Linked DNA regions of Mus musculus: regions 1 and 3 are each linked to region 2. Evidence: chromatin loops called from intact Hi-C (ENCODE). Cell type or tissue: heart. All regions are shown on one strand. Each heading gives the region's core, and the rest is flanking DNA. Links, peaks and the distances in the headings are about the cores only. Region 1 holds the start of Kcns2 (K+ voltage-gated channel, subfamily S, 2). Region 2 overlaps Gm32970 (a long non-coding RNA gene). Region 3 overlaps Fbxo43 (F-box protein 43).

Region 1 (9,972 bases), core at 1,115-9,114, 96 kb before region 2:
CAAAACAAAACAAAAAATCCCCAAAAACAAAAACAAACAAAACAAAACAAAACAAAACAAAGCAAAACACCAGTTCAGCCTTTCTTGGGCAGTCCAATCCCTTGCTTCCCAATGTCCTTATCTCTGCCACTCCATGTGTAATTGAGGGACCTTAGGGAAGTGAAATAATTATCTTCTGTTTAATCTGCATATTTGCAAGGCTGGCATCCTGAGTATGTCAGTCATGTGCCTCATTCTGGAGTCGAGGCACAAGAAACTCAAGCACAGCAGCGATGTAATGGCGCAGGAGCCGCCAGGACGCTGGCACAGTAGTGTGTTAATGAGTGTTAAAACTGACATCGCAAATACAGTATTCTCGATGTTTAAAATTACAACCCTGGAACAAGTCATGCTGTTAAAACATACAAGAAATACCAGTTAAGCTTTCAAGTAGAGACCACACTGCCTGTGGTCTCTACCGCCGATATCCCAAAGTGCAGAACAAATCATTTCCATTGAAACAAAGCAGGAATTAACAGGTCGCTCAGTGCTTTGAGAGCTACAGTAAGTAGCAATAACAAACCCAAATATTAAACATCAATTACTACCTGATGAGCTAGGCATAGGCTCAGCATTCTACACGCCCCTCCTCAGCAGCCAACCTGGGAAATGCAGAACTTGGATGGGAAACACAGCCCCAGACTAATGTATCTGTGCCATAAACGTGTGTCAGTTCCAAATGCCCACCCTGCATGCTATGACAAAGCTTGGCCCATGTATTTGACCCAGTAATACTGAACAGGTCAAATGCCAAGAGTGGAGTTGCTCTTTAGCTACCAGCTGGGTATGAATGAGCCTGCATCTACTGTGTTCCCCAAGAAAGGATTGTACAGGCTACCTTGATCATCTATGAGTCCACTTCATCTTGGTAGCCTTTACTCCCAAGAACACGGCAGAAAATGAATCTGCTCTCTCCTGGAGGAGAAACTACCATGGGAGACATTATCTGACTTGACTAGTCAGAGGCTTTGTGTCTGATCCAGGACTTGTGAACTTCATACCTCCGTGTAGTTCAGTGATAAGGGAAAGGTTCCCAGGGCCTTTACACCATTCTTTATGGTCTATGGAGATCACTGCAGAGCCCAGCCATCTGGATGGCCCTCCCTCAAGGTCTATGAAACTACTGCTTGGGGGAACTTAATGCTCCTGGGACCTTTTCATGCTCAGAAGCGACTAAAAGTCTTGGTGGGCAAAGGAATATTCTTTTACAATTATACATATATCTACAAGAAATGTTAAAAAGACAGTCTCTAAAGCACTTTGGGATTCCCCCAATGAAAGGCACCAGATAAAACAAGTCATCACCAAAAAAGAAAAGTCAAGTTTTCCAGCTTTCATATCCTTGCAGGTATCTCCTTTTTGGTGTTAAACATGTTCATTTAGAAAAATCCTTAGGAGAGTGGCTAAGTTACTCTGCATCTCCTCTTTTCTTCTTTCCATCAGCTTCATGGTCAGTGACCATGCAATTCATGCCCAGTTATGGTATACCATCAGCCTCAGCAAACCAAACAGTCCTCACAGGTTAGGCTGTCCCCTGCCTTCAGTGCAACTGGGAACAGTTTTATACATCCTTGGTCTTCTAGTGCTGAAGATACCAGCCAACAACAAGAGTTCCATATGCAAACTCCCAAAACCAACTCCTGTCTTCTGATTCACAGGCGGGGTTCCTTGAAGTCAACCTCACATTCCTGCTGCTTTGGAATAATAGACATAGATGTGTCTGCACGTAGGCACTAGGAGGTTGCCACCTTCTGCCCCTCATCAGTCTCCAGTCTGATGAAAGATCTGAACTGGAGGCTCAAGGGCATTAAATGGTCAGTGCATTCATCCAACAAATCGCCCACACTGTAGTCACCATGGCAACCACTAGTACACAGAGCCCTCTGAGAAGATCCATTCCACACCCCTGTGAAGTGTGGATTGTCCTTAACTGACTAAAACACAAAATGGACCAATTAAGAGTAGGCCCAAACTTTGGATTAAAAGCCTGTTTATCTCCGTATTTGGATCCCTGGATTCTATAGCCTTGCCAAAGACTCAACAATAATGAAAGCCACTGGAAAACCATCAGATTACTTAGACAATGATGGGAAAGAATTTTCTTAAAGGGGGCCCAGGTGCCCCTTCATAATGTTTTGTGTTAACTGAACAGTGTGTTGGAAAAGGAAATAGAGGTAACCCTTCAACACAGCTTAATGGTTGAAAGGGTTGTTTGTTGTTTTTGTTTTCTATTTTACTAGTTTTAAGCTTTTAAAGAAGCTCACAGTTATTTATATCTTATAAAGTAGTTTTTGGCTTTATAACTCTTTTCTTTTGACTTCTACCCCTGTCCCCCAAACCCCATTGCAATTGCAATGGAAATAAAAGCTACAGTGTTTCCACCCTGGGTAAGCCACCTGCCTTCATGCATGTCTGCATCTTGAATATGCTCTGCACTACCAGGTTTCCATGCCAAGGCAGGAACTCAAGGCAATCAAACACTATACATACACTATCCTGTGTCCTAGAAGCAAAACTACCTAAAGGAAACTCTGCTCAGAAACAAAAGAACATTCATTTTATGGGCTTTTAGAGCAGGCAAGAAAATATTTAAGCTATTGCCCTTGCCAGCAACCTGACAGTGCTTACCTCACAAAGACAACAAAACACAAACTTCTTCCAGTGGAGGAGAAAGACAGCACGGCCTTATTCCTAAACATCTTAAAAAAGAGATGCTTGAAAAACATGCTAATACCAAGACACAGCAAACTTTGGTCAAAATGGCCTGGATTGAGCATCTCAGCCAGAAATAAATGAAAAGAGGCCTGACCATCAGTAAAAGGGCTTAGCCTACATGAACTCCTGGGGTTTGGTCCATGTTTAGCTAAAGTCGCTGTCCCTAAATTTAACTGTTTGGAGGAAAAACATTCAGTCTTTACTACATATCGACTAAGTAACATTCTCTTTACACTGACACTTAGGAGATATACATCAATACATATCTTTCTTTAAAATGACTGGTGCATTCATGCACATCACAAGGACAGGACCAAGTAGAAAGACAACTCGAAGATTTGCATTGGTCAAGTGTGCTTAGCTTTGCGATCTCTCTGTTTTGGTATTAAAGGTAAATGAAAGCAAGGGATACATAATTGAGATTATTTTCACATGGTTGTGATCCAAATCTCACGATATCCTTGCTGACCTCATAGACAGATGTGTTGTCACTGGAACCCATACAGCAGCCTCGGAAATAGGAGCACAGACAATTCCACTCACAGGTAATGCTGGGATATGAGCATTAGAATACTGTACACAGTGGACAGAGAAATTGGCATTCTAGATACTCATCTGGCAGAAAGGTGAACATTTTTTTTTTTGCCATGATGCAAACACCAGTGAGTGTCACTTCACTGAGAGGTGCAAAGGCATGTTATTAGACACACCATCCTCAAAAGAAAAAAGAAACCTCTCTAAACATTGCAAAAGCAATCTAGGGCTTATGTCCCATGCAGCTCTCCCTCTAGGGCAGGGATGATTTCTTATGCCACAGCCCTAAAATTGCCCTGATTGTGCTAGAACCACAAGCAGCAGATCAGCAATGTAAGTCGGGGTCCAGCTAATGTAGAGAATCATCTAAACTCAGTTCACTAGGTGAACTCCTACTCATGTTTGTCAGACTTGCCATGAGGGACTTAACTTTATGAGCATAGTAGTCCCTTAAATTGACCGAAGGGACCTCTTTCATTCCATCTCCAAAGTCACAGCTGCGCATAGCACTCTCAAGTTGCTTTTGGCGCCGATAGAAATGGGAGAACTTATTGAAGATCAAAGTGATGGGCAAGACCACCACCAGGATGCCTGCCAAGATGCAGGCAGAGGCAGTCAACTTCCCAGCTGTTGTCCCTGGGACCACATCTCCGTACCCAACTGTGGTCATACTGACAGTGGCCCACCACCAGCAGGCAGGGATGGTGGCCAGGCCTTCGTTCTCCTCCTTTTCAATGGTGTAGGCCACCACAGAGAAGATGGAAATCCCCACTGAGAGGTAGAGCAAGAGCAACCCCACTTCCTTGTAGCTGTACTTCAGGGTGGCTCCCAAGGAGCGGAGGCCAGTGGAGTGTCTGGCCAGCTTGAGAATTCGGAAGATCCTCATTAGCCTCAGGACTTGAGCCACCCTGCCCAAGTTAGCCAAGGTAGGAGAACTCTCCACCACCAGGTTCACCACTAGAGTTATGTAAAATGGGACAATGGACATGAGATCAATAAGGTTTAGAGCATTCTTGAAGAACTTAAGAAAGTCAGGGGCCACAGCAAACCTGGCCACCAACTCAAATGTGAACCAAGCAATGCCAAAGTGCTCCACAATTTCGAACCTGGGGTCTTCACCGGGGTTACCCTGGCTATCAGGGATTTGGAAGTCTGGCAGGCTATTGAGGCACATGGTGATGATGGAGCCCAACACCACCAAGATGGAAAGGACACTGAAGACCCTGCTTAGGACTGAGTAGCCTGGGTTGTCCAACGCCAGCCACAGCTGCCTGCGGAAGTTGCCCAGGGGTTGCCCATCGAACTTGGAAGCATCATTATAGAAGGCCAAGATCTCATCGAAGGAGGAAGTGGTGCTTTCCTGGTCACTCTGCTCGTCCCATTTCTCCTGCTCAGGTTCCACTTTGCGGCCGTGATAGCTATAGCTGCAGCAAGAGTCGATGAAGAACTCATTGATACCCCAGTACTCGATCTCCTGGCTGAAGGAGAAGACGCACAGCTCAGCCATGACGTGAAGCTTGCCGGTGTGGTAGAAATGCAACACATAGGGGAAGAGCTCGGGGTTACGGTCGAAGTAGAACTCACGCTGAACGTCATCGTAGTCATCGCAGAGTTCCAGAATGGCCTCTCGCGAGTGGCAGAGGAGCAGACGGCCCAGGCGTGTCTCAGGGAAGCGCAGCAGCGTATGGGAACGCAGCCGTCTCTTGAAGCCACCCACATTGATGCGGATCTCTCCATCCTCGACGTCGGTATCGGACACATCCCACAGGCTCTGGCGGGTCATGCTGGAGATGCCCAGGCGCCCGCGCCGCGCGGGGGCGCTACACCTGAAAGCAGAGGGAACAGCATCTATGTGAGCGCCGGCACTCCCCACCCCAAGTCTTTCTCTTGTTTTCTCTTCACCCTCATCTGACTGGCCTCTCCAGCAGGGTCTCTAGGTGAGGTCCAGCACTGGGGTGCAGGAATGGGTCTATGGGAGTTGACTCCCTTCCCAAGGCAAGACAAGGGTGTATGTTTCCACGAGTACACCCGGGCCTCCACCTCCTCCAGGGAGTGGCGCCTGTCGGCTCTGAAAGCCCAAGGGGGCTGTGTGCTGACCTTGCCTGTGAGCAGACCAAGGAGACGCCCCCGCCCTCTCGCCGCAGACAGGCGGGACCCAAGCTGAGATGCGCACTGGCAGGGCTGGGCCAAGAAGGGGGCGCGGAGATTTGGGAGGAGGCAAGGAAATTCACCGCTCTAATCTGTAAATCTGGGCCGAGGGCTAAAAGGGTCAACTCAGCGTCCCAGATCTCCAGCCTTCAAGGACCGATTCCATTCCCAGCCCCCTTCCTACCACCACCCCCGCGCCCTTCTGGCGCCGTGCTCCCCGGCCGCGTGCGCTGCGCCTTCCCGGAGCTCGCCTTGCGCGTTCTAAAAGCGCTTACCTGGGTGCACGGGAGCCCGCGGCAGAGGCCGGCGGGAAACTTCCCCGACCTGCTGGCAAGCATCACCGCGGTGGACGCCGTTGGCTGGCTGCGCGAGTGCGCGCGGGTGCGAGGATGTAGATGTGAGTGCTTGTCTGTGTGCCCCGCCACCGGGCAGGCGGGGTCCACCGTGCGCCTCCTTCAGTCTCCGGCCGCACACACCACCGCCCACATCCGCGAGAGGCTCACAGGTGGCTGCGTGGCCCCGACGCTCGTGGAGCCCCCCTCTTCCGATCTGCGCGCCCCTCACCCACCACGAGAGGCAGGAGCCCACGCCGCAGGCGCCCGTGGAGCGGGGGCGGGAACCGAGCCGGTGCGCCTTGCAGAGGGCCTTGAGCCTGGTGCTGCGCGGTGGTGCTGAACGGACAGCTCCGAGCGCGCCAGCCCGGGGCACAGTCGCCGCCCAGACTCTTGAGACGTTCCGGAGCATCATTCTGTTCTTCGGGCGCCCCCCAGCTTTGCACGGAGCTGACACCTTTTCCCCCTCCCTCGGCATCCTCCAGGGACAGCTGTTATTGTCAGCACCCCCAGGGCTCAGACAGAGGGTTGCCTACAGTGACTTTCCTCCCTCGCCGGGTCTGTAGGAAACAGACTGGAGAATGAAGGATGGCTTTTATGTATAGGGCGGATAGGGCAGCAACGGAATGATCTACCGGCTTCGGCTTCCTCTTTTAGAAACCTGAAGAAAAGTTTCCTATACCTGGAAATGGGGTTATCGGAAAATGGGAGCTGTCAGAGAAGACTGAGGTTGAGCTGTGGCAGGGATATGGGTGGGGCAGGAGCTTGGGTGTGTGCACAGGTCCTGTTGGCATGGGGAGGAGTAATGGAGTTCTGTTTGAGAACTCTGCATGATACCGTGTATGTACAAGCCAGTGTGAGCTTCAGAGGAGTACTTGGAGTTCTGTGCGTGTGTGCAATCTGAGGAGTAGGACTACCCAAAATCTGTGTAAAGTATTGACAAATATGTCTTCTGATGGATGCGAAGATGCATACAGTGTGCCATGTATGAGGATCTGGACATGCATTAGTGTGGTATGTGCATACAGTGTGAGAAACTGTGTGCTGTATAAACACTGACTTCAGCACAGAATTCCCAATCATAAGACATAGGGCCCTCATATTGGCCAAGCCAAGAAATAGACCCTTATTCCTTGGTATCCCCCTGGTCTCTGAGCAAATACATGGTCCTCATTTTCAGACTGTGGCATGCATTGTTAGCAGAGAGCTGGTGTCCTCATGTCTTGGTCAGAAGTAATAGGACAGTTCTTATAAGGTGGCTCCAGACTCAGGAAAAACAGTGCAACCACGAGAAACACATTCTTCATATGTGGCTCTAAGGGTGCCACCTGAATTGAGAGGTGTTCTGGCTCTAGATTGTTTGATGGGTTGGAGCTGAACTCCGGTCAGAGCATTTGTCTGGTATGTACAAGGCCCTAGGTATTGATCCCCAGAACTATGCAAACAGTGCAAAAGACTAGCCTGCTTTAAGCTCCCTCAGAGGGTCTGAAAAGAATCCTTGATCTAGTTTTGTGTTGGATCAGTGGATCCAAGTATGAGTCTTTGTATCAGCCACTCACCTTTGAGCATATATGATGTGTGCATTGGTTACATGTGTCCTCACTAAAAGGACGCTACACCCATGTCTCTGAAGCTTCTGTGAGTGTGGGTCTTCCTGCAAAAGCAGTTCCATATGGGAAGAAGAATAATGTGGTGTGGTTCATGTGAGCTTCCGTTCTTTGATGTTTGATGCTAGTAGTGGCAACAGTGGTGGTGGCGGTGGTGCTGGTGTGTGTGTGTGTGTGTGTGTGTGTGTGTGTGTAGGGAGTGATCTGCCAGTTGGTATCTGCCATCTTCATGCATTTATCACTGTGCTTTATTCATGTCACCCTATCTACTACTGCCTTGCTGCCCTCTTTCCTCTCCCAATCCATCCCCCTATCCCTGTCTTATTTTTTTGATACAGGCTCTCTCTGTGTAGCTCTGACTGCCCTGGAGCTTACTATATAGACCTGGCTGACCTTGAACTCACCGTCTGCCTGCCTCTGTGTTCTGAGTGATGGGATGGGATCATACGTGTATGCCACCTCTCCTGACCCCAACCATCTATTTCTATGGGAGTCTGCTTATCATAGTCTCACCTTATCCTCTGTGTAGTCTGGTTGGATCTATCATTTGAAATCTGGAGCTCCCCCACACCTGGCTGGGCTTCTGTCTGGAGGCTCCTTGGTCTCCTTCATCCCCACGGTGTGCTGCTGGGAGAGTGCCAGCCTTTGCAGAGGTTGTGTGAACTGGTGGATCTGTTATCACTGGCTTGCTGACCCTCCTTTTCAATGCCTCCATACCTTGGAGGGTGGCTGTGAGGTTTCCACACTGCCGGGGCCCTTTGTACCTGGGGACATCCACTCTCTCTCTAGCCTGACATCCTCTCAGTTGGCTTCTGGCAAACTCAAGCCTTACAGTTACCTTGTGCTACACACATCTGTGTGAGTTCTGCTGCATGACACTTCTCAGACACACAAATTCCTTCAGCCTCGGCTCCTGACTCCCGTGTGCCTTGGCTCCTTGAGCTCTGTTTATTAATCACCTTTTCCTGCTGTACTTGGGGGGGGGGGTCTCTCTTCCTAGGAGTAGGAAATGAGCTTTGTGACTCTTGTTTTCTTTCCTCTCTGCTTTATTTATCTCACTCATTTCTTCTTCCTTCCTGATTATAGAAGACTCTGTTCATAGAAAAATAAATTCTCAGCTTTTGTTTCTTTGTACCTCTCACAGGCTTCTGGGCTCTCAGACTTCACATTTCCCTATTAAGGGCTACTCTCCATCACCTATAGCTCTGCCCTTCTGCCCCCACCTGTCCCTCATCTCCTTCTACATTTGGCTTGTTTCTCCCTTCATCAGCTGCCTTTACCCCTGTCTAGACCCCAGGCTACATTGGAGCCCTTGTTTATATCTGCCTTCAGTTAGCTTTTCCTGTGGGGCCAGGGACAAACAACCTTTCCATGAGTATCAAAGTGAATTTGGAGTCTTCAGGGAGAAGCCTGAGTGCGGGGCCATGAGCTTTTCCTTGGAAAGGCTAAGCAGAAGCTCCTGGGCCTGACAGATGTCTTCTCAGAGAGTTAAGTGTATATGACAGGCAGAGCCACTTGTTTATTTCCGAGTCAATGCACTAAAGAGAAATGCAGCCATCTCCCTCCTTCTGTAGCAAAGAAGCTGGTTTTGTTTATAGTTTATTTAGAGGTCTGAACTCTGATCTTAAAATATAGCTGCCTGCTTTCCTGGTGGTGTATTTCTAGGCTTGCTTGAAGGAGGTACTAAAGGGGTGGAGAAGGGGGGAAAGGCATTCTGGGAATGGGGATAAGGGGACCCTGGGTGGTGACCCATATCCTTGTATCTGGGTGACTGTTTCTCTGCTTCCCCTGCCAACACAGATCTCAGCTGAGCCCACACAGCACAGACTCAGCTTCTCTCCTGACAGGTGAGGGGGCTGCTTCAGCGGCCTTTTGAGTGATCTGAGCTGCCTGACCTACATTCCCCACTCTTCAGAAGAACAGAGCCCCATCCATCCCTGACCCTGATGGAGTAGACCACTCTTACCCACACCTATCCTGCTGCCTACCAGCCCCTCTCCCACTGCAACCCAAGTGTCTCTTACAAATACAAGAGGGTCTTGCCTGCCTCCTGAAAGCATCCCAGCTGCTTCCCACTTGACCATCACTATCCAAGACTTTCCACGTTACCTATCTCTTGCTACCTCTCAAGCTTCATCTCTTTGCTGTCTTTTGTGCCCTGGTCATATGTTCCCTTTGTCCCTGTGGCCTTTGTACCTACAATCATGGCAGCTTCACATGACAGGTTTTTTTTTCCTTATCATTCAGGACCTGTTTCAATGTCAGCTCCTCCAAAGCATGACTTCAGAGTCAGCTGTGAGCCTCTCAGCCTGCTTCTGCCTGTGTCTTCACTATGCAGACATCAAACAGCTGTTGAATACCAATTAAGGGTGAGTGAACAAGGTTCCAGTTGCTACCTGAGGTTGTTCCACGGCAGAGTCTTTGCTTCAAAATCTCTTGAAGGAAAAAGAGTGGAGCTGTGGCTGGAGAAACTTCTGAGCTCTGGGGTGGGGGAGTCTCTCTTTGGCAACTGATTGGATCTAGCAATCTAGTGGGTCCCCTAGCTGGCCAAAGTCCCTCTGATGACTGTAGCCTTGAATCAGACCAATTCCCAGTTT
Region 2 (9,972 bases), core at 953-8,952:
CATGTGTAGGTTTTTAGAATTTTGGAGTTGTGATGAGGGTGGGTTATATATTAAGAATGTATATGCCTCTCTTGGACTGTAAACAAAAGGGTGTGTGTGTGTGTGTGTGTGTGTGTGTGTAAGAAAGAAAGACAGTGAAACAGAAACAGACATTTGAGAGAGACAGAACATTACTGATAGTGGTCATATAGGAACTTCAAAGAAAAAAAAAAGGTAGCTAACTCTTATCAGATCATTTTCTGCAATAAGAATTTGCTGACCTAAGTTTGACCTTTAGAGCTTCCATCCCCCTTGTTTCCTGAGGTGGCAGCTGTGGGAGCAAATGGTGAGGGGAGGGTGAGGTCAGCTGGAAATGAAGGAAATCCTACGTGTGATTGTATGGTGGTATCAGGTGGAAGCAGCGTGCTTTTGTTCCCTCAGCCCATCTTCTAGAACTGTACTGCAGGAGTCTATGCTGAAGAGGAGACTGGCAGGGTGGTCTGAACCCACCTAGCTCAGCTCTGAAACAGGATGAGCAGACAGGGCACCATCAACAACCCAGATGCTCTCAGAAAAGAGCCCATTCTCTGTTTATGTGCGAGCCCCCCACAAGTCCTGCCATTGTACTCCTGAAGCCTGAACTCAGAGCTACAGTGAAGTCCTAAGCTCACATCTGTCACTCTCTCCATCTCCCCACAAAGTCATTGATAACCAAATGGGTGTTTGTATTCTCTCTAAAGGAGGCTGCTGTCGCAGGATCTGGATCTCCTTGCACCATCCTCTCTGTCTTCTTCTGAGAATATCATTGAGCCAACCTACCTTCCTCCGGTGGGAAGATATACTTCTGCACAGCCCTTCCTGGGAGATATTTACCACCTGGATTCCATGTGAACTGATTCCACCAGGAATTTGTGCAGTGTCTATAAAGCAGGTTCCAGCTCATGAAGGACAAAGGCTGGCAGCAAGGACTAAGCTGAGATTATCATGCCCTTGGGACTGACTTGAGTTCAAAATGCTGTGTGACCTAAGCCAAGAAGTAGCAGAAGTCACATTAGGATCCTTTGTCACATTCTGAAGGTGGATCTCCACACCTCATCAGACCAGCACACCTGCTTTAGTCTAGGCCTCTTCTAGAAGCCAGCATGACATTCCAGTGCACGCCACATCACTGTACAATACATGTCTTGTGCACAGGTGTGCTGCTCTGTCCCTGTCCCCCAGCAAGGTAGCTGGAGGTGTCAACCCAAATAGATCCTGAAATCTGTTCAGCACTCTCATTCCAATCATGAAGGTAGCTCACCTTGACTGTAACATTCATCTCATGTCAGACATTGATCTATGCTTTTCATTAGCAGATTTAATCCTCTCAGCAATACAATGAGGAAACTGAAACATGAAGAGACCAAGTGGCTGTCCAAGTCCACAAGCTAGAAAAGGGAAGACAGCCTCCTAGCAGGGCCAATGCTCTTAGCCACATATCTTATGTACATGGGGGCCATGCCTAGTTTTAAAAAGACAGTTGTGTCTATGTGTCTGCAGCTACATCTTTATACTGTGGGGAAAACGTGGGGCCTAGACTGAAGAATGTGTGGGTCAGAAAGTGGCTCTCCCACCACCAAGGTTGTTGGTCATCTCTGAACACTCAAAATCAGGCCAATGTTCTCTCTGTCCATCTGCTGTGACTGGAAAGGGGTGTTCAGTGCAATGAATACATTGGCTGTCTGCCTCTTTGCAGTGATCAGACTGACAAGACCCATCTTTGACCCTGTTGAGTTTGGGTCCAATGAGTATGGAGAGTATAAGAGAGTGAGTTAAATGGTTGTGTAGTGAGCATCTGGCACTGCTAGGAGATGCTCTAGAAATCACTGATCTCTATTCATTTACATATTTTACATAAAAGTCCAGAAGATGCATTCTTGTATCCTGTTACAGTTTGAATGTGAAGTCTCCCCTCCCCAGCTCATATTTTGAAGTTTTGGGCTTTTTCCCCCCCACCACCAAGATGACAGTGTTATTCTGGAGGGTCGTACAATGACTATGAGGTGTCTGAAGTAGGCCCCTGGTGGCAGCCCTTTCAAGGTCTTGTTTGGCCCCTGCTCTGGGCCCATTCTCCTCGCTCTCTTGTTCACCGTGCTGAGACATCTCCTCCACACTTTTCCACTCCCATGCCTTCCTCACCACCACTGGCTGAAATCCCTTTTGATATTCTGAGCCAAAATAAACTTCTCCTTCTTTAAATGGTTTGTTTCAGATATTTTGGTCACATCAACACAAAGTAACTATGAACAGTACATAGCTTTAGCCAACTGGCCTGTTAACAAAGCTATCTAGTTGCTGGAATGCAAAGAGAACCATGAGCCTTAGACTCTACCCTGGTGTTCAGTTAAGCAGAGATAATGCCTTCATAATCTGAAAAAATGGCTGTTCCATAAAATATTAAGGTGATGGAGCTGTCTATAAGCAGGAGCTTCCAGAGAAGGAAGAATATTCCTTACAGTGCACCAGGGAAGCCAGATAGCATATGACAAGGACTATACCATTCACAGACCAGACTTCATTAATAATAAACCTTGTTAATTCAAGGAGTGTTAGATGCAGGACTAAACATGAAGATACAGCAAGGAAAGCCCCACCTTTGTGTTTATGGTGGTGTCGAGGGGTCAGTAGCTAGTTATACAAATGAAACCGAAGGATTAAGCATAGAATTGTTTAGGGGAGAGTCTAATGTCTCTTCCACTCTTGTGGGGTCAAGGTGGCTCCCATAATGAAGTAATTTATAATTCCATATCTTAACGGAAACGAGGAAAAGGATATGGAAGGGGACACACTGAGAGAACGAGACCCTGAGTGTGGTAGAACCCAGGGAAGAGAAAGCATTTGCAGGTCTCCATCTCCAGGACAGTGTCCAACATGCATTTGACATCTAACCAGCACTGTGATGGAAGACAGAAGGAAGGACATTGGCCTCCAGAACCACCCGAAACACAAAACTGCAAGGCTTTCAGAAAGGCATAGAGAGCAGAAAGGACAAGAACTGAGACATGGTGGCCTCGGGGATGAGAGTCTGCAGGGCTCTCCCAAATCACATTACAGAGTTAGGACTCTAGCCTGGAGGTAATGGAAGGCCCTTGAGGGATTCTAAGAAGATCAGATTTAAAGATCCTCCTGGATGCTGGATGCTAGAGAGGATCTAGTCATGAGAAGCCAAATAGAGTCACCCAGGAAGGAGAGCCCAGCAGCCTGATTCTGTTATAAGCGTTTAGGAAGACACTGATTTCGCCTTTTCGTCACTTTCTCTTGGTTCCTTTGGGAAGCTCTAAAGACATGTGGTTGTACTCTCCATGCCACAGCTGTTTGCGGGTGACAGATGGCACCCAGTTGTGTGCCTAGGAGCTCACGTCTTTTCCCCAGAGTATCTTTACTTTGTTTCTCAGCACAGGAAGGAAATACCATTTTCCCAGCTCTTTCTTTAGAAAAGTCACTCCTCATTTGCTTATGAGAGCTTTTGGTCTCTGGACCATGTTTGGATTCCATGCGTGCATTGTGTTGCACTGCGGTCCAGCTCAAGGGTGGCTCTGCCTTTCTTGGTTTTCTGGAGGCAGTGTACTTTCCTCCTGATGCTTATCTTCAATCCCTTTCTCAGAATGTCTTGCCCATGAACTCTCTAACAGCATCACAATCGGTGCCAAGTGGCGTGTTTCAATAGATTTCTCAAATAGGTCAGATACTGAGCCAAAAAAGACAGGATGCCTCAATACAAAGCCGCACATTTCTGAGAATCCTTTAGTAGCTGTCCTCTGCCCTCGGGATAAAGTACACCACCCTCCTCCCCCGCATCCCGTCCCCGTATCTGTTGTTTTGGACAGCCGGCTTCTGTCTTTACTCCACCTTCTTTAAACCCAAGCAAAGTTTTTTGAGCAAAAGGGTGGACCACTAGAGAACTGGAATGGCAGCTTGAACCAGGGGGAAGAGCTCCCCCTGCTGGCGGGTAGATCCGCTGCACTTTAGTCGTGGTTGTCCTTGTATCTCAAAAAGCATTTAGGTGTGTTTTATAAAGATTTTTCGGGTTAAATCGAATCATGTGTGGAAGTGGGTTTAGGGTGTGTACTTTTAGAAGGAAATCCATGACAAATCCTTTCTGTGACACAAGAAAACCTTTTAAGACAGGGAAATAATCACTTATCATCATCATCTCTTATGTCTCTGATGCTATTGGGGCAGCATGCCGAAGGGGTTCTCCTGGGGTGCTGCTCCTGTTGAGAGCGCTGAGGAAAAGGCACAGTAGCTGAATATGATGCCCAATTCTCGCACGTCTGACATTTCCATACCTTACAAAGGAGGCTTTTTTTTTTTTTTTTTTTTTTTTTTTTTTTTTGGCTTGTGTCTATGAAGTGGTTAGTGCTTCTCATAGCTTGACTGGGGGTGGTGTCAGCAGCCCTGGGCTGGCAGATTCAACAAGACCAACGCACGAATTTGGAAAGAAATCAACTCTTCCTATGGGTCTTGGCTCCAGAATGATCAAGAGGAAGAAAGCAGGAGAGGACAAGAGAAACACCGCCTTCATGAGCAGGGTATCAGCCATATTACCCAAAGGAACTGTGTCGGTCACAGTTAGGGTTGTTTTCCCTCCCTCCAGATGTTGTGTGTTACTGAACCTGTAGTTGGTAAGCACATACATGCCCCCCTTAGCAACGGTCAGTGCCGGCATGATGGCTGGCTTCAGGTGTAGAAGCTACAACTGAGCATGAACACACACACACACACACACACACACACACACACACATACACACACATAGTGTGCTGCTGGAACTACTGTATGATCTCTCACGAAACAGAGACCCAGTCTCATTTTGTAAATGCTTGGTCACATGGTAGGATGAAGCCCACATTCAAGTAGATTTGGCCCAAGCAATAAGATTAGGGGTGTAGGCTTGATCTCTTTGCTGGGAATTTGAATATTTCCATGAGCTCTCAAGTGCAAATCCAGCATATTCTTTGACCTGGAATCCCAGGAAGGTGAGCCCTGAGTAGTTTTCAGACTAGATTTCATGGAGCTCCGAGGTTGAAAGAATCAGCTTGCTCTTTTGTAGTTGGATTGCTTGCAACAAAAAAGGAGTAACCAAGGGGATTCCCACTCACCTGGCCATCTACTGGATCCAGAAACCACTGGACCTGAAAATCGTGCTCACAGCACCTTGAGCTAGGGGCATGAAGGAAAATCTAGAGTAAAAAAACAAAAAAGACTTTTGCTTCTTCAATTGAGAGGGCAGACAGGCTACATGCATTTGAAATTGGTTATAAACACTAGACCCACCAGCTACAATTTAGGAGGTCTTATGTGCAGTCTGCCCAGTCCAGGTATTTTAATGCTGTGTTGCAGGGAAGTAAAGGCCAGCTGGCAGCTGACCGACCATGCTCAGGGGTCAGTTCTAAACAGCACTGTTTGGGAAAAGCTCAATCTAAAACAGACATCTCTGGATGTGTTTAGGTTTTGCTTTCTTTCCACTTTTAAATATTAAAAATTGACTCCAGCTGTGGGGTAGAAAGTAACGCCTAACCTATAAAAACATTGACAAATAAATCACAATGCAATTTGCCGCGCATTTTTGTGAGGTCTAAACACCAGTTCTTGAAAGGAATTTTCCATTATTGCATCTTGGGAAGATAACTTCTTCATGAAAAATTCATTTGACTTTTATATTTCATAAACTCATCACATAGCATTCCCACATTTGGGAGCTGAGTGTGCGGAGTGCCCTAGGCCTTCAGCTGTGTTTTCCACACTTCTAAGTTTCTCCTCACATTGCTTTCTCAGCACTGGGGACACTGTAAGAATCTTTATCTAGAAGTTGGGGGGTACATGTTCCCCTGCCACAGGTTCTGGTCTTTCTGTAAACAAGAATGGGGCTAAACAAAGGGACGGTTCTTTCCGCATTTGGACCGTCACGATCCTTAACGAAACTCTACCAATACTCCTTGGGTATCACCCCTGTCCAAGCAAGCGACACATTCCTCCAGTGCAGTTTTATGGTAGAATCACTACTAGAGAACTGTGTGCTTTCTTAGGTGGGGCAAGGAATTCATGGGAGACCCAGGACCAAGGGAAGAGAAATTTGTGTCTCAAACTTTGTGCTTGAGTTAGAGTTTTCAAATGTTGTTTCCAGATGGCCCTGCCCAGGGGCATGCCATCTATCATGACAGAAAAGGTGTACCACAGGAACACACTCCAAGTCTCAGGGACTTCTTTCTGCTTACAGTGCTTGCCCATCACAAGCTGGGTTGTAAAATGTGTGATGGATGGAGAAGCCACCATTTGAGACACAGTGGTCATGTAAAGAAAAAAGATCATTTTCAAGGCCTCCCCCCAGTAATCAAGTTCTCACATCTAATTGGTCAGTATTAGTTACATGGGACTATCCTACCTCCAGGGGTAAGGAAAACTACCTGCCCTGAAGGCTGAGATCCGGAAAGACTTAGAGAAGAGTACTAGTGGACAGCTGGTCCATCACGCCTTTCTAATAGTATTTGTGGAACTGTGCAGTCAGTGGGACCCCTGGGTCCTGGGCTCAGCCTCACAGCCTTAGGATGGGTGTGGCCATGGAGACCAAGGTAGCAGATACTCTCTTAAGTGTCTCCTACTCCTTGAAGTTTTGAGTGTTGTTACACTCACGTTACTTATTGGAGAGGCTGCAGCCCTTGCTGTTCTATAGCCCTCTCTTGAGAAATTGATTAGATCAAAAAAATACATTTACCTAAGACTACTTCAGACGTTTATTGTTTTTGAAATGGCTATATGTATGCCTCAGGGAAATTTGATGGCTTTGACAAGACCATTTTCTTTTTCTTTTTCTATTTATTGGATATTTTCTTTATTTACATTTCAAATGTTGTCCCCTTTCCCGGTTCCCCCCTCCTAGCGAAGCCCCCCATCCCACTCCCCCCTCCTCCTGCTTCTGTGAGGGTGCTCCCCCCCACTCCTGCTTCCCTGCCCTGGCATTCACCTACACTGGGTCATAGAACCTTTATAGGACCAAAGACATCTGCTCCCATTGATGACCTAGAAGGCTACATATGTGGCTGCTACATATCCTCTGCTACATATGTGGCTGGAGCTATGGGTCTCTCCATGTGTACTCTTTGGTTGGTGGTTTACTCCATGGGAGCTCTGGGGGATTTGGTTAGTTGATATTGTTGTTCTTCCTATGGGGTTGCAAACCCCTTCAGCTTCTTGGGTACTTTCTCTAGCTCCTCCATTGGGGACCCAGTGATCAGTCCAATGGTTGGCTGTGAGTATCTACCTCTGTATTTTTTCAGGCACTGGTAGAGCCTCTCATGAGACAGCTATATCAGGCTCCTGTCAGCAAGCTATTATTGGCATTCACAATAGTGTCTGAGTTTGGTGACTGTATATGGGATCAATCCCCAAGTGGGGCAGTCTCTGGATGGTCTTTCCTTCAGACTCTACTTCACACCTTGTCTCCGTATTTCCTCCAGTGAGTGTTTTGTTCCCCCTTTTAAGAAGGATCGTAGAACCCACACGTTGGTCTTCCTTCTCCTTGAGCTTCATGTCGTCTGAGAATTGTATCTTTGTTATTCTGAGCTTTTGAGCTAATATCTACTTATCAGTGAGTACATATCATGTGTGTTCTTTTGTGAGTGGGTTACTTCAACTCAGGATGATGTTTTCTGGTTCCAACCATTTGCCTGCAAATTTAATGAAGTCATTATTTTTATAGTTAAGCAGTACTCCATTGTGTGAATGTACCACATTTTCTGTATCCTTTCCTTTGTTGAAGGACATCTGGATTCTTTCTGGCTTCTGGCTATTATAAATAAGACTGCTGTGAACATAGTGGAGCATATGTCCTTATTATATGTTAGAGCAACATTTGGGTGTATGCCCAAGAGTGGTACAGCTGGGTTCTCAGGTAACTGTGTCTAATTTTCTGAGGAAACAACAGACTGATTTCCAGAGTGGTTGTACCAGCTTGAAATCCCACCAACAATGGAGAAGTGTTCCTCTTTCTCCACATCCTTGCCAGTATCTGCCAGTGACCTGATTTTTTTAATGTTAGCCATTCTGACTGGTGTGAGGTAGAATCCAGGGTTGTTTTGATTTGCATTTTTCTGATAACTAAGGATGTTGAACATTTCTTTAGGTGCTTCTCAGCCATTTGATATTCCTAAGTTGAGAATTCTTTGTTTAGCTCTATACCCCATTTTTAATAGAGTTATTTGATTCTCTGGAGTCTAACTTCTTGAGTTCTTTGTATATATTGGATATTAACCCTCTATTGTGTGTAGGATTGATAAAGATCTTTTCCCAATCTGTTGGTTGCCATTTTGTCCTGTTGACAGTGTCCTTTGCCTTACAGAAACTTTGCAATTTTATGAGGTCCCATTTGTTGATTCTTGATCTTATAGCACAAGCCATTGCTGTTCTGTTCAGGAATTCCCCCCCTGTTCCCATGTGTTCCAGACTCTTTCTCACCTTCTCTTCTATTAGTTTCAGTGTCTCTGGTTTTATGTGGAGTTCCTTGATCCTCTTGAACTTGAGCTTTGTGTAAGGAGATAAGAATGTATCCATGTGCATTCTTCTACATGCTGACTGCCAATTGAACCAGCACCATTTATTGAAAATTCTGTCTTTTAGGAACACTTCTCCACTGCTGGTAAGATTGCAAACTGGTACAACCACTCTGGAAGTCAGTCTGGAGGTTCCTCAGAAAATTGGACTACCGGACGATCCAGCAATACCTCTCCTGGGCATATACCCAGAAGAAGTTCCAACTGGTAATAAGAACACATGCTCCACTATGTTCACAGCAGCCTTATTTTTAATAGCTAGAAGCTGGAAAGAACCCAGATGTCTCTCAACAGAAGAATGGATACAGAAAATGTGGTACATTTACACAATGGAGTACTACTCAGCTATTAAAAACAATGGATTTATGAAATTCTTGGACTAATGGATGTATCTGGAGGATATCATCCTTATCGAGATAACCCAATCACAAAAGAAGTCATTAGATATACACTCACTGATAAGTGGATATTAGCCCAGAAACAGAACACCCAAGATACAATTTGCAAAACAAGAAAATCAAGAAGAGGGAAGACCGACTGGTGAATACTTCATTCCTCCTTAGAATAGGGAACAAAATACCCATGGAAGGAGTTACAGAGACAAAGTTTGGAGCTAAGATGAAAGGATGGACTATCCAGAGACTACCCCACCCAGGGATCCATCCCATAATCAGCCACCAAACCCAGACACTATTGCATATGCCAGAAAGATTTTTGCTGAAGAGACCCTGTTATATCTGTCTCGTATGAGGCTAGGCCAGTGCCTGGCAAATACAGAAGTGGATGCTCACAGTCATCTATAAGATGGAGCACAGGGCCCCCAATGGAGAAGCTAGAGAAAGCACCCAAGGAGCTGAAGGGGTCTGCAACCCTATAGGTTGAACAACAATATGAACTAACCAGTACCCCCAGAGCTCATATCTCTAGCTGCATATGTAGCAGAATATGGCCTAGTCGGCCATCATTGGGAAGAGAGGCCCCCTTGGGATTGCAAACTTTATATGCCCCAATACAGGGGAATGCCAGGGCCAAGAAGCAGGAGTGGGTGGGTAGAGGAGCAGGGCGGGGGGTGGGGGGAGGGTATAGGGAACTTTTGGTATAGCATTTGAAATGTATATAAAGAAAATATCTAATAAAATAAATAAATTAAAAGAAAATGCTGTCTTTTTTCCACTGGATAGTTTTAGCCCCTTTGTCAAAGATAAAGTGACCATAAGTGTGTGGGTTCATTTCTGAGTCTTCAATTCTATTCCATTGATCTACCTGCCTGTCTCTGTACCAATACCATACAGTTTTTACCACTATTGCTCTCTAATACAGCTTGAGGTTAGGGATGGTGATTCCCCCAGAAGTTCTTTTATTGTTGAGAATAGTTTTCACTATCCTTTGTTTTTGTTATTCCAAA
Region 3 (9,768 bases), core at 1-8,000, 1.4 Mb before region 2:
CTCTTACATTACGCTGCAGTGCTACAGACTTGCAGGAGATTCTCCTGTGTCCACTTCCCATGTAACACGCCAGGCTGTTGGGCTTGCACCACTAGCTAGTGCTTTTACCCACAGAACCACCTCCCCATCTCCAAACTTAGGTGAGAAAAGATTCCCTGCCTGACCCCATCCGCCACTCCATTCCATTCCCTCCCCCCCCCCAAAAAAAGAGAAATGACGTAGGGAAAGGTCCTGATGGTATAAACCTTTCCTAAACATTACATCAGGGCCAGGCAGAAAGCTGCTGTGATTTTGCAGTGTTGTTTCTCCTTTCTTTACCACAGGGGGCCGCTGTGTTACGTGTTCAGGATGCTGCCACTCGGCTCTGCCTTCTGAGTCGCTTGGCCTTAAGATCAGTGCAGGCACAGGCACAGGCACCCAGTGGTGAGCAGGTTCCAACTCTGTCCCCTTGGGGGGATGTTCTGACACCTGTAGCAAGCTCTTCCCTCACCCACCTACGGAGTAAACAGGAACAGTATGTGAAGGTGAGCACGGATGTAAGTTATTAGAAGTAGCTAGAGTTTGAAATGAAGTGACTGAGTCCCTAGAAGACTGAGTGTGCCTGCTTCCCCTGCAGGTTGCCAGGACACTGTTTACTGATGAAGCTTTAAAGCCTTGCCCGAGGTGCCAATCCCCTGCTAAGTACCAGCCGCACAAGAAAAGGGGGCTATGCAGCCGCCTGGCCTGCGGCTTTGACTTCTGTGTGTTATGTCTGTGCGCTTATCACGGGTCTGAAGACTGTAGAAGAGGGTCAGCAAAGGCGAGAGGTAGCAAAGATGTTCTCCCAGGGAGTGCCCAAAGCAAGCGGAACTTAAAACGCCTCTGAAGAGACTAAGGAACCACTCGCGCTGGCCCATGTTCTGTCTGACTTAAAATTATGACTATTTTGAACACATGCAAATCTTCCCATTGATGACAGACGTTGATTTACTTCCCACTTTGTTTGTTATAATGCACACCATTGTATATTTTCTTTAAAGTGATGAATTTTGAAAGAATTTTATTTTACTATGTCATATCCCCATTTTAAATATTTTGATGTTTTAAATAAAGAATTTTCAGGGTTGTTATATATGTGTGTTTTATTGCTCCATGTAACCTTTTAAATTTGTGCATTTCATAACAATGTGTTGAAATGTTCTTCAATTATTTAAAAAATAATTTCCAAATAATTTGAATAATTTGAATTTGAGGTCAGTGAACTTTCAGGTTTAGAAAATGAGTTGATGGCTGAAATTAAATATAAATAAAATGTTTTTAAAAGTTCCATCAAATGTAATCTATAATTTCAACCTTCCTCTTACTTGATATTTTAGTAGACTTTTTGTTTAGTAAAATTTACATACTAATAAATGTCAGTTACGGTGACTGTGTAGTTACTTATAATGGGAATTTTATTTAATAAACTCCTATAAGTCACACATTTTTTTTTTTTTTTCGAGACAGGGTTTCTCTGTTTAGCTCTGGCTGTCCTGGAACTCACTTTGTAGACCAGGCTGGCCTCAAACTCAGAAATCCGCTTGCCTCTGCCTCCCAAGTGCTGGGATTAAAGGCGTGTGCCACCACGCCCGGCAAGTCACACATTTCTAATTAAGTACTTTAAAAATCTGGAATTATAGTAACAGATTCTGATATTTTAAAAGATTTGGGCTGGGCAGAAATGATGGGTTTTGAATGGGAAAAATATGAAGTTATTAATAATGGCCATTATAATTTGTATGTGTTTGTAATGTGCCTTTTTCCAAGAGGGATTTGGGAATGAGTGAGCTCTGTTATAGATCAGTGGCAAAAAGAGCTAAGTTTTTTTTATTGCTGAAAAAAGTGTAAGAGAGGACTCTTGTTTTGCTTTTGGGTTTTTTGTTTTGTTTTTGTCATCATTTCGTCATTGTTGTTACTGTTGTTTTGTTTTGAAGACAGGGTCTCACTATGTAGCTCTAGGTCTCCTGAAGTCACTATGTATACCAGGCTGGCCTTGAACACACAGAAGTCCACCTGCCTCCTGAGCTGGGGTCAGAGTCCTGCACCACTACATCAGGCCTCAAGAAGGAAACTTCTAAATGATGATTTATTTATTTTTATCTTATGCATATTGGTGTTTTGTCTGCATTTATGTGTGGGTATTAGATCCTTTGGAGCTGGAGTTAGAGACAGTTGTGAACTGTCATGTGGATGCTGGGAACTGAACCCGAGTTTTTCAGACCAACAGCCAGTGCTCTTAACCACTGAGCCATCTCTCCAGACCCATACGAGGGAAACTGACAACACACTTGTATTTTGTATATGTAGGTGATTGCTGTATATATGTGTTTTTATACTATACACACATATTTCAATGTAGCTCTGAACACATTATTTTAAGAAAGTGGTTAAAATTAAAACTAATAATTAAATTTAAAATTTACATATTTTCTAAATTGAGTGTTTCTCTTTTTTTCCTTTTCTTTCTTCTTTTTCTTTTGACAAACTCTTACTTTGACGTTCAGGCTGGCAAGGAAGTCACTACATAGCTAAACTGGCCTTGAATTTGAAGTAATCCTCCTGCCTCAGACTCCTGAGTGCTGGGATTATAGGCCACCACACCCATCTTGGTGTCTTTTTAATTTCCTGAGGCATCTTGTGCACCAGGACCAATTTTGTACGGTTTCCCTCCGTCTTTCCCTGCATCCGCCAGAGGCTCTCGGGTGCATTTTAGTGCATTGGCTTCGGTCCTGATGCTCATCCCGGACTCATTTCCTATCTGGAACTGCCCACTCCCTGTGGCCTTACGCGTGTCTGGGTATGGGTATGTACAGAAGTGTAGGTGCCAGAGGAAGGTATCAGATCTGGACCTAGAGTTACAGGTGTGGGTCGTCGGACCTGTGCAAAGCCTATGCAAGAGTTGTACTTGCTTTTAACCTCTGAGCCATCTTTCCCACCCCCAAAGCCAAGTTCCATTCCCTTGGCTTAACCATAGCATAAATCGCAGTTGTAAATTCGTGATACAAAGATTATACTGAGGACTTGGGCACTTACTAAATGGCATTCCTGTTTATGTCATTTCTTTAGGTTATTTCTGGCTAACAGCATTTTAAAAGATCAGATCAGGGATGGAGAGATGGTTCAGTAGTCAAAAAGCACTGGCTGCTCTTCCAAAGGACCCAGGTTCAAATCCCAGCACCCACAGCAGTTTACACCTGTCTGTAATTCCAGTTCCAGAAGATCTGACACGCTCACACAGACATACATGGAGGCAAAACACCAATGCAAATAATAATAATAACAACAACAACAATAATAATAATAATAATAATATCAGGTTATTGTGGAGGGGTGGCATAGACAAGGGAGAGATCTCCTCCCCCCCCCCCCCCCCCCCCCCCGCTTAAGCACATAGGAGAGTTGGCCCCCAAGGTCATAAGAGCAGGAGAGCTGGCCCTGCCCCTCACTGACTGCCCACTCAGGAGAGCAGGCCCCACACTTGGCCTGGACAGCACAGTAGAACTGCCCCAGGTGGTGGGAGAGCAGGGCCCCACCCCTGGGCAGCCCTAAGGGCATGAGCAAGAGAGAGCTGGCCTCACCCCTTGTCTGCCACGGAGGGGAAAGGTCAAGATTCTCCTAGTCACGTGTGGCAGGCAGGAGAGCTGATGGGCTGACCAACTCAGCTACAACCCAGGCACAGACCCAGGGCTCTGAGTTGGCCCACCCGACACCTACCCTGTTATGGTGTGCTGGGTGTGTGAAAACGCCTGCTGTGCGGACCTCCCGGATGCGGGACAGCAACAGGAGCCCCTGTGAAGATCCAGTATAGAGAGGGTAGCAGAAGCCAGAGGCCTCAAATGACTCAGTGCAATGAACACTCAAAACTGTGACACCCTACAGCTTCCCCAAGGGACAGAGAGATGAGTGGGTTGGGGTGCACGATGTAAAATTCACAAAGAATAAGATCAAATTACTCATTTTAAATAGTTAATTTTTAACCGAATACTAAGAAATTCCGCTAGGGGGCACCAAAGACTGATTTATGGTGTTAAAGGCCTTCTACAAGTAAATGTAGCTTTTATGAATTTGACATATACTATGACATTTTCAAATAGGGGAAGTGTTTCTCTACTTAATTTTTTTTTAAAAAGTATATGTAGAATAAATTTGGGGAAAAGTTATTACTTTGAGCTGGTAATTAAAATATTTGGTTGGCTTGCAAGTCTTTTGCAGAGCCCTTTGCTGGTGGACCCTAGTCTGTGCTCCCTATTAACTTTCCCACCAGCCCTGTGCTCCTGGCTTCCTCACCACAGACTGTGGAGACAGATAAGTGCGAGCAACTATAATAGTGTCATGCCAACAATGGTTTCCCTCAGGTAGTTCCTGTCTTGCCAGAAGCAGGGACAGGATTAGGCTCTCAGTCACATCCTGCAGGGACAGGGACAGGGTTAGGGTTTTAGTCACATCCTGCCTACATTACTGCGAATATTCCCAACAGGTCCACTCTAAACACCTAATTCCAGGCTGTCTGCTCTTCACTGTGTCTCCACACCACATTGTTTCCTCTTAAGGAGTAGACTTTAAACCGTCTCTCCAGTGATCATTCTGCACACTTTATTCCAGACACGATGACATCTCGTTCTTCCAACCTCGGTGTGTTCTCTCCCACTCCCTCCCTCTCTTGCTGTACAGACTGTTAACCCTGGCGTTCATCTTCTCTTTTCATGTGTCAATTTCTGGTATGTCTGACAAGATGAAAATTCTACCTCCCTGGAGTTGTGTATTTATCCTTTTTTGTGGTCTTTCGACCATGTTTACTGCCATCTTTAACCTTTGAAACTGTCAGTAAAATGCTTCCTGCATAATAGGCTGTGCACAGAGGCTTAGTTGAATGGCTACAGGGGTTGTCAGTGGACATGAGGACTTTCTCCAAATCTCCTTTTCCTTTGAGGTTGCACAGGAGACTTTGACTGCGGTTATTTTTTAGTTACTTGCATTTATTTTCAAGTGAGAACGGAACCAGCACATCTTTCCTTCACCTTGTTCGCTTTTCCAATCCTTTTTTGCCTCTGCCTGGGACGCTCTCTGACTTCCATCACCTGCTCCCTTCTTGCTTTACCTAAGCAGCTTTGACTTCTCCAAGGGGTCCTGCTGATTAGCCACCTCCTGCCCGAGGCTGGCTGTCTCCGTGGGGCAGCTGGAGCTCTTTTGTGCTGTGCTCCCTGGATGTATCCGAGCTTTTCTGTTCTCTTCCCAACACATCGAATCCCTCCACCCCACGGTGCTCCCAATCCTTAGTCTGAAGGGAAGTCCCGTGTTTAGCAGACCCTTTCTTTCCAAGATAACTCCTCTTTGGTGAGGTTAGGGAGAAGGGGTCACCCTGTCAAAGGACTCTAACATGGCTCCCTTGGTCTTCCCCCTGACTGTCAGGGAAGTGTAAGGTGCTGTCTCCTTTCTGAGATTCTCACTGTGATCAAGGATAAGTACTCTTTAATTATTTCCTGAGAAGATAAATATTCTGGGGTAGGGCTGTGTCTCTCCCCGCTCCCCTCCTCCCCACTTCGCCAGGTATGTTCCTTTAATCTTACAGAGACAGGCAAAGGATGACTGAGGGATTGTGGGAGCCAGAGACAGGGACACCAATGTAAACAATGAAACTTGTTACATATTTTTTAAAATTTATTTTTGATTAGATATTTTATTTACATTTCAAATGTTATCCCCTTTCCTGATTTCCCCTCCGAAAACCCCTTATCCCATTCCCCATCCCCACATATTGTTGGGTTTTTGTTTTGTTTTCTGTTTTGTTTTTGACAGGGTCTTACCACACAGCTCTTGCTGGCCATGTACACCAGACTGGCCTGAAATTCACAGAGGTCCAATTGCCTCTCGCCTCTCAGTTGCTGGGGTTAAAAGCATGTGCCAACATGCTCTGTTGGTAGCTCGTTTTAATTTGGTTAGGCAGTGAACTAAACGTCTGTACACATGTGTGTTAGGAACAATCAACTATATGAGAGAGGTGCTATTAGCAGTATTTTTTTTTCCAGAAAAGAAATGTCTAAATGAGCCGAGAGGTAGACTCTGTCTTCACTGGTAGGTCTAGAGCTGGAGTTAAATGCTGGCTGTTTGCTGTTAGACACTGGTCTTACTTAGCTCAGTGCCTGCTGCATGTGTGTCTGAGCGTCACATGTTTGCAGTGCCCACAGAAGCCAAAAGTGGGCATCAGATCATCTGGAACTGGAGTGATAGACCCATCCCGCATCAGGGACCTCTGTGTGTGTTGCTCTCTGCCTTAGTAGAAAGCCATTTTCTGTTGGTTTTGCATCTAGTAAATAAGAAATTCAAGCTATTGGGCTTCCTTCCTGCCCTCAACTACTGACATGTACTTAGGGCATTAAATTTTGAGATTTTTTGACAAACAATGTTCTTTCATGACTTCAAATAATATAACATCTGTTTCTTCATTAAGTAGGGTTGTTTGAGGAGCTGAAGCAGTGGCTCAGCAGTTAAAAGCACTTGCTTTCCTTGAGTGGGATCCAGGCTTGCTTCCTAGCACCCACGTGGTGGCTGGAACTCTAGTTCAGGGAATCTCATGCCCGCTCTTGCCTCTGTGGGTATCCGACATGCATATGGTGCACAGACATACATACACGTATGCAAATATTTATAATCTTAAAATGGGTTGTTTAGTACATATTTAATGAGCATTTACTACATCATAGTTTATCTGTTAGAGGTAGCAGAGTTGCCAACTTAGTTCAAAATAATCTCTTAAAAGAACCAGAGAGATGGTTCAGGGGTTAAGAGCACTGGCTGCTCTCTCAGAGGACAGTGGTTCAATTCCCAGCATCTATGTGGTGGCTCGCAACAGTCTGTTACTCCAGTTCCAGGGGTTCTGATGCCCTCTCTGACTTCTGTGGGTACCAAGATACACATGTGGTGCTCAGACACATACACAGGCAAAACATGCTACATATAACGTTATCATTAAGAGCTTAAATTCATTTTCAAAAAGGAAAATGAGTTTGGGAAGAAGAAACACAGGAGGGGCAGGGAGAAGAGAGAAAAACAAGGGAGTGTTTTCCTTTCAAAATATTCATGTGTGTGTTTGCCTATATGTGTGTCTGTGTACCATGTGAGTGCCTGTGCCCACAGAAGCCAGAAGAGTTCACTGGATCCCCTAGGACTAGAGTAACAATGATTGTGAGCTGCCACGTGTGCGCTGGGAATCGAACCCAGGTCACCTGAAAGAGCTGCAAGTCCTGTTAACTGCTGAGCCATCTCTGTAGCCCCAGAAGAAGGTATTCTTTACCTGTAAAAATCACAACATCCATAAATTAACATTTTCAAACTTTGACTAGGAAAGGGTTAAAAACGAAATGGAATTATCTCACAAGTGCACACCAGAAACAAAGCAATGGCATGGAATCTATGAACAATTAGAGCAAATCTAAACCAGCAGGCCCAGATGGTAATTAACTCGGATAAGCTAAGAAATTACCTAATGAATATATTAAACTAATTATGTTCTTCCAAAAATTATGAACTGTTAATTTAGGAAGTATGAAAAAACAAAAACAAAAACATTGTTTTTCTACTAAATGTCATACAGGTGTGGGTAATTGTTTTCCAATGTAGATAAGGTATATATTTAATGACAGAAAAAAAAAAGATAGTGTTTGTCCAGAGGAGCATGGAAATCCTCAGCAGGGGTGGCGATGGCACCATCCGTTGGCACCATGCGGCGTTAGCCCCCTCAGAGGGGCTGCATGGTATCTCAGAAAACACCCCAGTGGATTAGCTGCTTATTCTAATTCACGAGTGTAGTTTCCTGATGTGGCAATAAGACAATCAAAACCAGAACAGAGCATGCTCAGAGCTTTGGTCTGTACCCTCCCTGCCTGTGGGTTTCAGGAACTTCAAGGCAGGTAAGAGAGAGGAACACTATAGGAATAAGCAGAGAGAAGACTCCATCTTGGTCTCTGCAGAGGCTGTTGCTCAGGAACATGGGCGTGGGTTGACTAGCCTGCAGTGTGCACCCTTGGGGTTGGTTTAGGGAGCACATTTGTCTGTGAATAGCTCTGAGTTAGAATTGGGGCATCAGGGGAGGTAGGCTCTCTCTAAAAGTCAAGAGAGCCTAGTCACCGAGGAGATGAACCTAAGACCACACACGGAGAGGTAGCTCTTTACACCCAAGAGGACCACTATCATAAAAATGTCAGATGCTACCTCTAAAATAGTCAAGTGAGAACTGTTGTCCTAGTAACAAAGTAGTATGGACAATTTGGGAGACGATCCGTTATTCCTTGGAACATTCCAGTGTAGAGTGGCCTGTGGAGCCGCCAGTTCTGTTAGGTCCTCAGGAGAAACAGAAACATCTGGACATAGCAACCTGTACACGGACATTCACGGCATGGTCCTCCCTTAGTGGTCACACCTGGAGCCCCAATGTCCAGTTATTAGTGAATAGATGGAAAATCTGTAACCATTTAACAGAATACTACTTACTAATAAAAAGTACAATGTACCTGAGACTCGAAAACATTAACCGAAGGAAGCCAGACACAAAAGTGCAAAGCGATGTGATCCTATCTATATGACATGTCTAAACAGGAGAAGCAGAGAGAAGGTAGGCGAGGGAGTTACAGAGATGGAGACATACTTGAAACATTGTGCCGTTTCTTGGAGATATTGGGAATATCCAACTTTGTGTTGGTTGTGCATTCTACACTTGAAATGAGGGGAACGGATGGATGACATATGACTTGTATATCGTTAAGGTTACAAAAAAATCTCCAAAATTTTTGAAGTTTATCGCCTAGGCCTTTGGGTTCAAGTTACTGTGTTTGTGATCCCAGTGTTGTTTTTACTTTGGGAGATTGTTTTGGGAAAGAGCCATACAATAGAGCCATCTGTCCTAGTTGGAGTCACTATTGCTCCAAATGAAATACCATGGCCAAAAGCAAGTTGGGGAGGGAAGGGTTTATTTGGCTTACACTTCAACATCACTGTTTATCATCGAAGGAAGTCAGGTCAGGACCTCAAACAGGGCAGGGACCTGGAGGCAGGAGCTGATGCAGAGGCCTTGGAGCTTGCTGCTTACTGGCTTGCTCAGCCTGTTTTCTTATAAAACCCAGGACCACCAAACAGCCCAGGGGTGGCCCTACTCACAAAGGACTAGGCCCTTTCACATCAATCAGTAATTAAGAAAATACCCTGCAGCCTTGCCTGCAGCCTGGTGATCTGAAGGCATTTTCTCAATTGAGGCTGTCTCCTTCCTAATGATTTCAGCTTGTGTCAAGTTGACAAGAAACCAGTCAGCACACCATCTAAGGGCAAAGGCTTTGGAATGTGAAAAATGTATTAATAGCTGTCTGGGTAAAAAAACAAAACAAAACAACAACAACAAAAAACCTTCTCTATATCTGTTTTCTAAACTACAAACCCAGAAGAACAATGCTGTTCTATTTAAGTTCCCATTCAGGGCTCCTGGTAAGAGGGGGCAAAACGTGAGACACTGTCCATGCTAAACTGATGAAGTTATCAACTTGTCTGGCCAGAACGAGCATGCGTGGGCAGAGCACAGGCAGGTAACTGAAATGAGGAGTTGCAGAAGTTCAACCGGCAGCCACTAGCCTGTCAGGTCATGGTTGTGGGTGTGATGCAGAGAAAAAGGCTGACATGGGATGCAGCCTCCAGTGCCTGGCAGCTTACTGCCCAGAAGGTGCATTTCTGGCTCAGTGACTGGAATAGTACTGTGGCTTTAAGGTA

The links. Hi-C counts contacts between places; a loop is a spot of excess contacts. Peaks named below come from ENCODE experiments on the same cell type or tissue, not always from the same donor. Only the 100,000 strongest peaks of a DNase experiment are listed, where the experiment ranks them.
Region 1: it touches region 2 in a loop (2.1-fold over the local background); 5 of 42 quality-filtered maps call a loop at or near these places.
Region 3: a loop joins it to region 2, with 11 times the contacts of the local background. A loop is called at or near these places in 12 of 42 quality-filtered maps.

The regions. Positions count from the first base shown.
Region 1 is chr15:34,833,592-34,843,563 of GRCm38, reverse strand. Kcns2 (K+ voltage-gated channel, subfamily S, 2) reads right to left here and starts at 6,209. Exons shown (of 2, transcript NM_181317.4): 1 at 5,712-6,209; 2 at 157-5,114. The coding sequence starts at 5,071. The coding sequence ends at 3,638. It overlaps Gm32970 (a long non-coding RNA gene), which reads left to right and starts at 4,889. Exons shown (of 7, transcript XR_383919.3): 1 at 4,889-5,225; 2 at 9,623-9,744. In heart, for the core only: no CTCF peak of the experiment used is centred there; no DNase peak of the experiment used is centred there; H3K4me3 peaks cover 1,309 bases; H3K27me3 peaks cover 5,714 bases.
Region 2 is chr15:34,737,215-34,747,186 of GRCm38, reverse strand. Gm32970 (a long non-coding RNA gene) reads left to right here. Exons shown (of 7, transcript XR_383919.3): 7 at 720-2,217. Among named protein-coding and RNA genes, the nearest start is that of Nipal2, 63 kb to the right of the region's middle. In heart, for the core only: a CTCF peak has its summit at 3,967 (motif pointing left); a DNase peak (open chromatin) is centred at 3,826.
Region 3 is chr15:36,142,741-36,152,508 of GRCm38, reverse strand. Fbxo43 (F-box protein 43) reads left to right here. Exons shown (of 5, transcript NM_001081253.2): 4 at 324-524; 5 at 617-2,449. The coding sequence ends at 865. Among named protein-coding and RNA genes, the nearest start is that of Rgs22, 7.2 kb to the right of the region's middle. In heart, for the core only: CTCF peaks have their summits at 326, 3,825 and 4,026 (motif pointing right); no DNase peak of the experiment used is centred there; H3K4me3 peaks cover 563 bases; H3K27ac peaks cover 411 bases.